Linked DNA regions of Homo sapiens: regions 1 and 3 are each linked to region 2. A link is a contact called in ENCODE Hi-C or POLR2A ChIA-PET data. All regions are on one chromosome and are shown on one strand. The core of a region is the stretch at or near the end of the contact, and the rest is flanking DNA. Distances in the headings are between cores, read along the strand shown.

Region 1 (3,270 bases), core at 1-2,500, 270 kb before region 2:
TACTTCACTCTCCTTTTTCTGTCCATAAATATGCTTCCATCACGTAGCTGGAGTCTCTAAGCCTACCCTGGCTCAGAAGGCTGCCTGATTCGCATCGCAAATCATTCATTGCTCAATTAAACTCCTTTAAATTTAATTTGGCTGAAGTTTTTTTTTTTTTTTTTACCAATGCCATTTACCATAATTAGCAATTCATCCAGTCAATAACTATTTCTGGAAAGCTAAGGGTGTGCCAGGCACTGTGCCTGGGGCTGGGGTAGGCCAGGGATGCCCTCCAAGCATTCGTTATTCGGACCCCGTATTAGAAAGTTGGTAGAGAAGCAAAAGTGGTCAGACTGCCTTGAAAATATTTGCCACAAACGCACCATTTAAAGGCTGCACCCTCACTGAACACCTGCCCTGTTTAGCCTGAGCATCTCTCTGCCTCTAACCATTGTGTCCACGCCCTTGGCAATCAGTTTTTCTGATTGTCAAATTTTCCACAACACAATACAAATATAACACCAATGGATGGCAAAGGGAAATTTTCAATCTTGGAAACGCTGTAAGGTTTCATGGAATTGATTAACATTATGTGGGGGACTACTCAAATTATACACAAAGCTACTGACAAAGGAGGTTCTGGAAAAATGAGACTAAGTAACAATAGGGTATGAGACTGTCAACAACTAGTCCTTTGTTTCCTTACTTAGGGGGATAAAAGAAAAAACAAACAAACAGAAACAAACCAGCCCTGACAAAACAAATAATTTAATTCAAAGGATGATGAAGAGCTCTTGGGAAAATTAAAGGCCATACATATTTTTGTAAAAATGACTCTTTTGCTGAACACATGATGTATTAAGTCAAACATGAAGTTAAAAATGTTGCGTTCTGCTATCATAAAACATAGTCAGAAAATGTATAAGAACTCTACTGCCACCATTAATGTTGACTTACTATTATTTTAAGAATTTGGGCATAGTTGCAATTTTGCCTAATTTACCTTTTCAAAATACAAGGTAAAATGGACCAATGTTCATAATTTTTAATTGATCAAGATAGACTCTAAATCAAACCCTACTTCTCACTATTTACTTTGTATTTTGGTTTAACAGGATATGCTGTGCATGACTTTGTACTGTTTATCTCCTGATAAGGAGAACTTCCTGCTGTGTTAATTTGCATAATTACCTTTGTGCTGACCCTCCCCCTCACTGAAATGTGAGGTCTGTGAAGGCACCATCCTCTCAGTCAGGATCCCAGCAGGAAACAGATGGCCTCTCGCCATAGGAGAGTTCAAGGGCCCTCATGTTGGAACCCTGTGATAAAGGTGGCAAACCGCCTTAAGTCTGGTACCTGGGATTTAGCCATGAGGCAGGATTCTTCCTAGCAGACCTGGGCTTTCCCCACCTAAATATGTCAAGCAGCACTTAGTAGGTCTCTGTCTCATGTCTGGGGTGCCTGTGACCAAGGACCCATTGCCATAGACAATTATGGGTCAAAATACTGTTACCTGCGATCCCTCGCTCCTTGGGGCATTGAGACCTGCCTTGTCTCTGATGGTTAAGAGCCGCCCCTACTCTGGTGCTTAGAGTGGCGCTGCCTCCAGCCCACAGAGGACGGCCCACAGAGCTGGTGAAGGACTCACCAATGCATTTCCTCTCTTCCTCCGGGCCCCTTGGGGAAGAAGCATATTAGGGAAGGTCTGAGTCAGTTGCAAATAGTAGGCACCTTTCTACATTTCTATTTCCTTGAGTCTTTGAGCTCTGTTCTCTAGAGCGTGCCAGGATTTCAAGCTTTTCAATCTCATTAACTTTGTCCAATTAGCCAACCTGGAGGATTATTAACCACTTTCTCAGGGGTTGAGCCAACATATTAAACCCTGAAACCCAGCCTAATCCAGGCTCGCTCTCTTCCATGTGGGGCAGGCACTGTCAGACTCCACCCCACACTTGCTCCCAGGCTCTAGCTGCTACCTGCTAGAGTGGACCTGCAGCTCCATGTTGAGGCAATCTCCTCCCAGGGGGGTCTTGGGCCCTCCTCACCCTGCCTCTGATGGTCTCAACTGTTTTCTGGGACTGGAGGCAATGAGAGGTGTGATGTGGGTCCTGGGGAAGTGGCATCAGCTCAGGAGGCAACTTCCCCAGGTGCAGTCATTGCAAGGCTTTTTAATAGAGGAGTGTTGGGTTCCATGGGGGATGGGAGGTGAAAGGAGGAGAGAGGAGGGGAGAAAGAGAAGGGAGAGCAAAGGGGAGCTGCCTCTGTAGACAACAGGGGTTCAGGGGAATTGGCAGCTCCAAATTTCCAGCCTCTCTTTCTTCTCTGCCCAAATCTCTCCATGTGTCTTTCCCCATGGACACCTTGTATTAGTCTGTTCTTGTACTGCTGTAAAGAACTACCTGAGACTGGGTAATTTATAAAGAAAAGAGGTTTAATTGACTCAGGGATCTGCAGGCTGTATAGGAAGCATGGCTGGGAAGGCCTCAGGAAACTTACAATCATGGCGCAAGGCGACAGGGAAGCAGGCACCTCTTACAAGATCAGGGCAGGAGGAAGAGAGAGAAGGAGGAGGTGCCACACACTTTGAAACCAGATCTCGTGAGAATTCTATCACGAGAAGAGCAAGGTGGAAATCCACCCCCATGATCCAGTCACCTCCCACCAGGCCCCACCTCCAATACTTGGGATTACAATTGAACATGAGATTTGGGTGGGGACATATCACACCCTTTCCTGGTAAGAGATCAGGCAGGGTTGAGCATTTAATCGGAACCTCAGTGCTGCTCCTTATAATCAGGCCCATGCTTGGCCCTTGGCACAGATGTCCTGGGACCAGAGAGATGAGGGATCCCTTCAAAGCTGCCCTGGAAGCCGCTGGGTCTCTGCACCTGTTCTTAATTGTATGCTTGTGGTTTTACATTTCTCCTTTTCCCTGGGCAGGTGCCCTAGGGGGATGGTGACTGTGGCTCTGTGATCTCTAGTTGCCATAGTGACTGAGCACCACACGGACCTCCACGCTCTGCCTGCTGCCTGCACTTCCGCCCGTGCTATCCCTGAAGAGAGTTTCAGGAGCGGCGCCTGCTGTGGTGACTTGTGCCCCATTACTGACCAGCAAGGAAGTGACCTACACTTGCGGGTGACCCAGAGTCCAGTGCTAGGAGGTAACAGCAGCCCATTTGCCATTGTGAGCACCCCTGGGAGTCCCATCAGAATCAGAGGCTCCACACCCCTCCCTCAGTGCATGAACCATCCCTGTGTGGCCTGCTCCTAAGACCTTGACCACATTTC
Region 2 (3,622 bases), core at 562-3,061:
CAGTCATTTCTGAGGGTTGAGACTTGAGAGCTCCGATGGCTTCTAAACTGTGTAGCAAGGGCTGATGAAGCGAACACCAATAGAGCTCCCGTCAGCACAAAGTATCTCACCTGAGGAGGAGGCCATTCGGGTTCATCTTACATGCCCAGTCCGATCTGCCAGTACGGCTGTCACTGCCTTAATTCCTGTGGAGCCAAGCCCACACTCAGCGGGGCCTGAGGCTCTGATTGTTTAGTGATGTCTGCCACGGAACGGGGCAGGGACACTGTGCTGGGAATTTGCCAACCCTGGCCACATCTTCACTGGGAAAGTCAGTACCTGCCATACTTTTAGAATTCCCCATGGAAAAATGTGCTCTTAAATGCAAGCTGACACTGGGGTCATTTTCAGAAGTCCATACCAGAAGCATTATTTGTCAAGGATTCTACAATTGGGCACATAAATCTAAAAATGTTCTATGCCAAATGGCATCTATGCAATGTCAGGGAAAAAGCAGGCAGTCATGTTCTGGGGAAAAGGTTTTGTTTTCTGTACACAAAATTAAGTCTAGTCTAGAGAGCTGAAATCACTAGTTTTAAAAAGTTGAATGTTTCCCACTTCCGTGTCCAGAAAAACTTAGCTACAAAGTATATTTACAGCCACTGTATATTGCACTTGAGTTGCTTCTGCAATTTTATGTTGCCATACTTCATAACTCTTCAAAGTTGTATAGACACTAATATATTTTGGGACATTAAATAATATATTGTCAACTGATTTACAACATAATTTAAAAGATGTATTATAACTGAAATGTAACAATTCAATCATTCTTTTCTTTTTTTTTTTGAGATGGAGTTTCACTCCTGTCACCCAGACTGGAGTGCAGTGGCACAATCTCAGCTCACTGCAACCTCCACCTACTGGGTTCAAGCAATTCTCCTGCCTCAGACTCCCAAGTGGCTGGAACTGCAGGTGTGCGCTGCCACGCCTGGCTGATTTTTTGTATTTTTAGCAGAGATGGGGTTCCGCCATATTGGCTAGGCTGGTCTCGAACTTCTAACCTCAGGTGATCCGCCCGCCTCAGCCTCCCAAAGTACTGGGATTACAGGCGTGAGCCACTGCGCCCAGCCCAATCATTGTCAATTTAAAGTGTTTTTCATTCATAACTGTCCCCTAAAATGATAGGTGTCAGTGAGTCTGGGAACTTCTCCATAAGCAGTTATTGAAGGGCAAACAAATGATTAAAGCTCTCAAGGGGAGTTTCCTGGGAATTCTAGGATAGCAGAGGATCTTGGCTGACTGCGATATTCGTGCCACCCCATTGCAAGAGTGTGCACCATGGCACAGCTCATATCAGAGGCTGAGACAGGGAACTGTTGTCCCGGAAGCATTCACAGGGCTTGCAACCTGCTTCCCAGCAGATGCAAGTGTTGGGCCTGGAGCTCGTGTGGGAAGGACTGACTTCTGAACCCACAAACATCAACTTTCCACTGAAATCCACTGCAAAATGTCCATGCCTCTTAAATTGAAAAAAAAATCTTTTTAGCAACATAACTGAGCTCAACCAATATGAAGCAACCATATGTAGGACATCTTTTTGAATGAAGGAAGGAATGAATCAATGATGAACAGATAGATAAAGAGATAGATAGATGATAGATACATAGATAGGTAGGCAGAGAGAGAGAGATGATAGATTTCTAAATGAGTAAATGCCTTGCCCAGCCCCCTTCTCCCTGGGCTATGTCTGACTTCCGCTCGTGGTTTCCATCTTAGCCCACAGCCAAAGCTCTTCCTGGTTGCTCAGTCTTAGAGCCAACTTCTTAACTACTGGCTGTCTCGCTGTTGCAGCCTAGGCTGTGTGACTTGATCACAGGAAATACACTGGTTTCTCTTTCTGGCTGAGTTGTTGCTAACACTCCTGCAGCCCTTCTCTAACTGCAGAAGAGAAGGAGACAGTCGGCGAGGCCTCCACAAACTAAAAGCCTAGCAGTTCCAGACTGTGGGTGGTGGACAGTTTCATACTTTCTCCCAAGCAGATGTCTGTAAACTGCTTCCATTATTATGAAAGCAGTAACTACCTGTTACCAAGTGACTGCCCCGCGCTCAGCACTTTACTCTCAGCGCAGCCTAGCACTGTGGGGATTATTTAGGGTGGCTTTGCCAGGACTGGGAAGGAGGGGAGAGGAGTTCCTGGAAAGTGGGAATTTCAGTGCTAAAACCAGGACAAGTTGGTCCCTCCAAAGTGATTCCCATTTTCCAGGTGAGGTAACTGAGGCACAGAGGAGCCCCTGGCTTGTCTAGGGCACACAGCCAGTGGGGCAGCTGACTTCTGACCTCGTTTACTCTGATTCTAGGGCCTGTGCTAGGAAGCATGGACTTCCTCCTGCATGTTCGTATCCACATAGAACGGTCCAGTTGTCTTTCTCAATGGTCCAGACACAAGCTTTCGGGCCCTGGGTGAACCCTGAAAGACATAAGGAATAGACATGAGCTGCAGCGTTCAGCCCCCCTGTGGGGTACCCACCTGCCCCTGCTGGGGTACATACAATCTGAGTCAGCTGCCCCCACCAAAGGATGCCTCCCAATCTCCCCCAGCTCTCACCTCTACACCAGGCCTCCCCTCCATGAGCACGACCCTCACCCTGCTCAAACTCCTGCACCTCCTCTGACTCAGGGTACTGCCCTGTCCATGCCAGAATAGAACCCTATCCTGCTCAGCCCACCTCATGACTTTAGGACCAAATTATTCAGAAAACAAAAAGAAGCGGAAGATCTCTTTCGAAAAAATAGGATAAATTATAACAAAATAAAGATATATGAAACAATGCTTCTAGCCTTTTTCACTCCCAATGCACGTATCAGATACTTAAAAATTGGGTGTATTTCTGCTATGGACTCCCAAAATCCACGTGCTGAACCCCTGATTTCCAATGTGGTGGTATTTGGAGGTGCTGCATTGGGGAGGAGATAAGGTCACGAGGGTGGGGCTCTCATGTTTGGATTGGTGCCCTATACAAAGAGAGAGACACCAGCATGTTCATGCTCTCTCAACCCTAACCATGGGAGACACAGCAAGAAGTCTTCTGTTGGCCAGTCACGAAGAGGGCCCCCACCAGACCCTGACCCTGCCACCACCCTGATCTCACACTTCCCAGGCTCTGGAACTGGGAGCCTGTTGCTTTTGAGCCACCCAGTCCCCATGGCGGCCTAAGCTGACTGAGACAGAAAGTGGCCCTGAGGAGTGGGATGCTGCTGTAACCAAGAACCACAAATATGGATGCAGCTTTGGAGCTTGGTGATGAGTGGAGGCTGGAAGAGTTTGGGGGTCCATGCTAGAAAAAGCTGAGATAGCTGTGAAGGAAGCACTAAAGTCAATTTGCTGAGGGCTCAGAAAGGGGAGAGGAGAGCTGGAGGGAAAGCATTCATCATCTCAGAGGACACACAGACAACCATGAGCAGAATGCTGGTAGGAATACCAAAGGCCATGTGGGTGAGGTCTCAGGGGGAAATGAGAAACATGGCGTGGGACAGCAGAGGAAAGGTGATCTTTGTTATAAAGTAGCAAAAAACTGGGCTGACATGTGTTCCTGTTCTAGTGTTTTGTGGAAGGTGAAACTTGTAAAAGATGAAATGGGAT
Region 3 (3,489 bases), core at 183-2,682, 310 kb after region 2:
AGGCAGAGAAACCAGCCTTCACAGATCAACACTTGCCTAATCTGTCTCCGGCTGCCCGGCGTTGCAGCCTATGGATGTGCCCAGGTGCATCCAACACTTCCCATGGGATGGCACGTAGTATGTAAGCAAATGTGATGATCACATATGCCATTCATACAAGCGAGTCCGTCTCTGGCACCATTCCTGCATGTGGGTCAAAGGCTATGTGCATTTAGAATTTTTATGGATATCCACAAATATCTGAATGGAAACTACGCTAATTTATTCTCCTACCCGTAAAGGAGCTTGTTTCTCTAGTTTCTTCAAAATTATGCTATTAAAACTTTTTTTTGTTTGTTTTTGTTTGAGACAGGGTCTCACTCTGTTGCCCAGGCTGGAGTGCAGTGACACGATCACAGCTCACTGCAGCCTCAAACTGTGGGACTCAAGTGACCCTCCTGCCTCAGCCTCCTGAGTAGCTGAGACTACGGGCACGTGCCACCGAGCCCAGCTAAGTTTTTTAGAGACAAGGTCTGGCTATGTTGCCCAGGTTGTATTAAACGTTTTAAAAAATCTTTGCTAATCTAATAAAAATGATCCCACTGCGACTTTTTTTCTCTTATTGCAGCGTAGTTGAATAGCTTCTCATATGCTTAAGAACCATTGAATTTCCTACGAACTGTCCATCCACACACTTTGCTCATTTTTCTATATACATATATATTTTTATTGGTTCACAAGAGTTTCACGTACATGAGGGAAACGAGCCCTTTTGTGGCATCAATTTAAAATCATTTTCCCCGGTTCATCACTTCTCTTTATGAATGTAGGTTTTTGCCAGGCAGCAATGAACAAGACAGTCGGCCTCTCTGAATATGGGCGGCCAGGACTAAGGTGAAAAGTCTGTCCCTTCTCCGTCTCACGTTTTGTGATGGCACACACACTTGGTGGAGGGGGTCAAGAGAGGCCACACAGGCCCCCGGGGAAGAATGGAGAGCCAGGTCCGCGGCTGGCCCGGTGCTCACCGGTAGCGTGGCGGAGCCCGCCAGGCCAGACTCCCCTCGCGGGCACAGAGCTCGTGTCCCAGGGCCCCGCCGGCCAAATCCAGAGGTCACCGTGAGTGGGGGCAAGTCCCAGGCCTGTTCTAGAGAAAAACTCGACCCACCCACCGCCACCACTCCCCAACTCCGCAAGAAACGCGTCCGAGGAGAGGTGGAGAGGGAGCTGCCCGCGCGCGTGGGCGGCAGGGCCGTGCCACGTGGGAGGGGGGCCGCGCGCGGAATTCCCTCCGGCCAGACCCGCCCCGCGCGCGCCCGCTGCCCCGTCCACGCCGCCCGCGCCCCGCAGTCCCACCCGCAGGACCCCCGGCCGCGCCAGGGTCTCGCCTGCGCCCCCCGCGCCCGCCCGCGGACTACAAGTCCCGCCATGCCCCGCCGCCGCCCCCCGGCTTCCGGTGCTGCGCAGTTTCCGGAGCGGATCGCAACCCGGAGTCCGGATCCGATCCCGCTCTGCACATTCCAAAGGCAGGTAAAGCTCCGGGCCCTGCGCCCGCCGCCCGCCCCGGCGTGCGCCCCGCCGGCCCCGGGCCGCACCCGCTGCCCCCGCGAGCCCCGGCGCGCCCTGGGCCCGCTGCCCCCCGCCCCCCGCGCCCGGCAGCCGCGCGCCGCCCCGGTCCAGCCGCCATGCCGACTGTTCTTTGTTACATTCGCCGGCTGCGGGCACCGTTGGCGATCGGAGTCAAAACCCGGCTGGATTTCCCGGAGCCGCTCCGGGATCGCCCTGCGCGCCGCCCGCCCGCCGGGTCCCGCCGCCGCGGGCGCTCCTGGCCGGGCTCCGCGCCCCCGTCCCCTGCCTCGCGCCCCCCGCCCGCCCGCGGCCAGGCCCAGCGCGGGGCCGCGGGGCTGCCGGGCCGCGCTCGCCCGTGGGCGCGGCGCAGGGTCTTCGCCGCCCCGGCCCGCGGCCCCGCGGCCCCCGCCGCCGGGCGGCGTCGTCGCCGAGGCCCCAGGGGATGTCGTTATCCCCCGCCCTCGGGTACAGCCCATGCGGGTCGCACGGGGGGGTCCCTGGACCCCCAACCCCGCGTTTAGAGAAGCTGAGTCCTGGTGATGGGGTCTCCCAGACCCCCTGCGCCTTATTTTCGTAAGCCTTTTGGTGGCAGAGAGAAGGTAGCGAGGTGGATGGACAGGTGACGCGTGCCTACCCGGGGTGGGTGGCCGTTCGGGGACGGGGCGTGCCCGGCCGCTCAGGTGAGGCCCGCCTCGCGTGGACAGGTGGGGACGGGGGCCACGCGCAGCGTCCTGCTAGAGGGGAGGTGTTCACGCAGGGGTTAGCCTTGAGAAAATAGAAATGAAAACTCATGGAAATAAACACTCCTATCTGGTGGTTAGAGTTATCACCCATTTACCTTTCTTAACCCCCTAATGTAGTGGATGGTTTTTTCCCCCACAAATGCTCAGAAATTGCCCCTCACCCCCAAGTCCCCAAAGGGAGTTTAAAACGGTAGAAACAAGTGTGTGATCAGAGACACGTGGACCTGTGTGTGTATTTAAAGCTACCAACACTCGTTTTAAAAAAACCACATTGGCTTAAGCCAGACTCAAGTGAATTTGGAGAACCTAGCTTGGTTCCTGAAGGGTGGTGACATGTGAAGGAGCCACTGGCTTTGTGATGTACCTTAAAAGGTAGCAGTGACAGTTCTCCTTGGAGAATGCAATGATGTCAACACTCGATAAGGGTGGTGATCCCACCCCGGTGCACACACCACTACCGTATTTTGTTTCAAGCTCGGACATTTTCACGTGTTCCACGTTTTCACTGCTTCACTCCTTCCCCAGATTTCCTGACATCGCTGCCTCACGGTGAACGATTAAGAAATAGTAGCTCTATAATTTAGACTTTCAAGAGCAAAAACACCATTTTTTTTATAGTTTGTTTTTCTTCTATCTGTGATTCATACTTTTTGCCGCAAAGTAGCCAGCAAAGAACAAGCTAAATGTTCCATTTTGGAAGCAGGCGGGACGGTTATTTCTCCAGAAGACAAATAAATAAATTTAAAAATCAACTGTAGTTGGAAGGCTGCTAGCTTGTCTTAGAATAATTATATTTGACAAAGAACTCTTTTCACTTAGGATGTGGCTCTCATATCATTTTCGATGTCATTATCTGTACAGAAGGCCAGGAAAGAACAGTCCTGCCATTTTGCAGATTGAAGGGAGATTTAAGGCAACTGTGTCTTCCACCCGTGCGCTCAAGAGGTTGGGATGGTGAGCGGTGACTTAAATGATTTTTCAGACTCCGTTCCTCATTTGCAAAGTGTGGATGGCCCTGCTCAGCTCCCCTCACAGTGCTGGTGTGGGCAGATATTCATTCATTCGGCCATTCATGCATTCTTTCCACCAATGTTTACTGAACACCTGTTATGTGCCCCCACGCTGTAGTGAATGGAGAGAGGGCTGCACCTGGTGGACCTAATGTTCTGGGCAGGGGAGTGGAGGTGGTGTAGACAGAAAA

The links. Hi-C counts contacts between places; a loop is a spot of excess contacts on that map. ChIA-PET counts read pairs that join two places held with the same protein, here RNA polymerase II (POLR2A). Pooled maps may share reads with other maps.
Region 1: a map with no recorded cell type shows a loop between it and region 2 (5-fold over the local background). The contact joins two enhancer-like sites. A Hi-C loop is called at or near these places in 5 of 37 single-sample maps with no recorded cell type and 10 of 50 pooled maps. POLR2A ChIA-PET finds 5 or more read pairs at or near these places in 1 of 52 experiments (OCI-LY7).
Region 3: a pooled map shows a loop between it and region 2 (4-fold over the local background). The contact joins the promoter of PRDM15 here to the enhancer-like site in region 2. A Hi-C loop is called at or near these places in 4 of 50 pooled maps. POLR2A ChIA-PET finds 5 or more read pairs at or near these places in 3 of 52 experiments (AG04449 and activated CD4-positive, alpha-beta T cell).

The regions. Positions count from the first base shown.
Region 1 is chr21:42,460,676-42,463,945 of GRCh38, reverse strand. No RefSeq gene overlaps it. Among named protein-coding and RNA genes, the nearest start is that of RSPH1, 34 kb to the left of the region's middle. RefSeq lists an enhancer at 1-69. Within about 2 kb of position 1,250, at least 7 of the 41 ENCODE cell types and tissues checked have a DNase peak (open chromatin) inside an H3K27ac peak, as active enhancers do; they include OCI-LY7, where a contact is called at or near this core.
Region 2 is chr21:42,186,625-42,190,246 of GRCh38, reverse strand. No RefSeq gene overlaps it. Among named protein-coding and RNA genes, the nearest start is that of ABCG1, 31 kb to the left of the region's middle. RefSeq lists enhancers at 1,611-1,770, 1,911-2,150. Within about 2 kb of position 1,811, at least 19 of the 41 ENCODE cell types and tissues checked have a DNase peak (open chromatin) inside an H3K27ac peak, as active enhancers do; they include OCI-LY7, where a contact is called at or near this core.
Region 3 is chr21:41,877,287-41,880,775 of GRCh38, reverse strand. It overlaps PRDM15 (PR/SET domain 15), which reads left to right and starts at 1,432. Exons shown (of 24, transcript NM_001040424.3): 1 at 1,432-1,506. RefSeq lists a silencer at 1,309-1,358 and enhancers at 1,509-1,558, 2,559-2,608.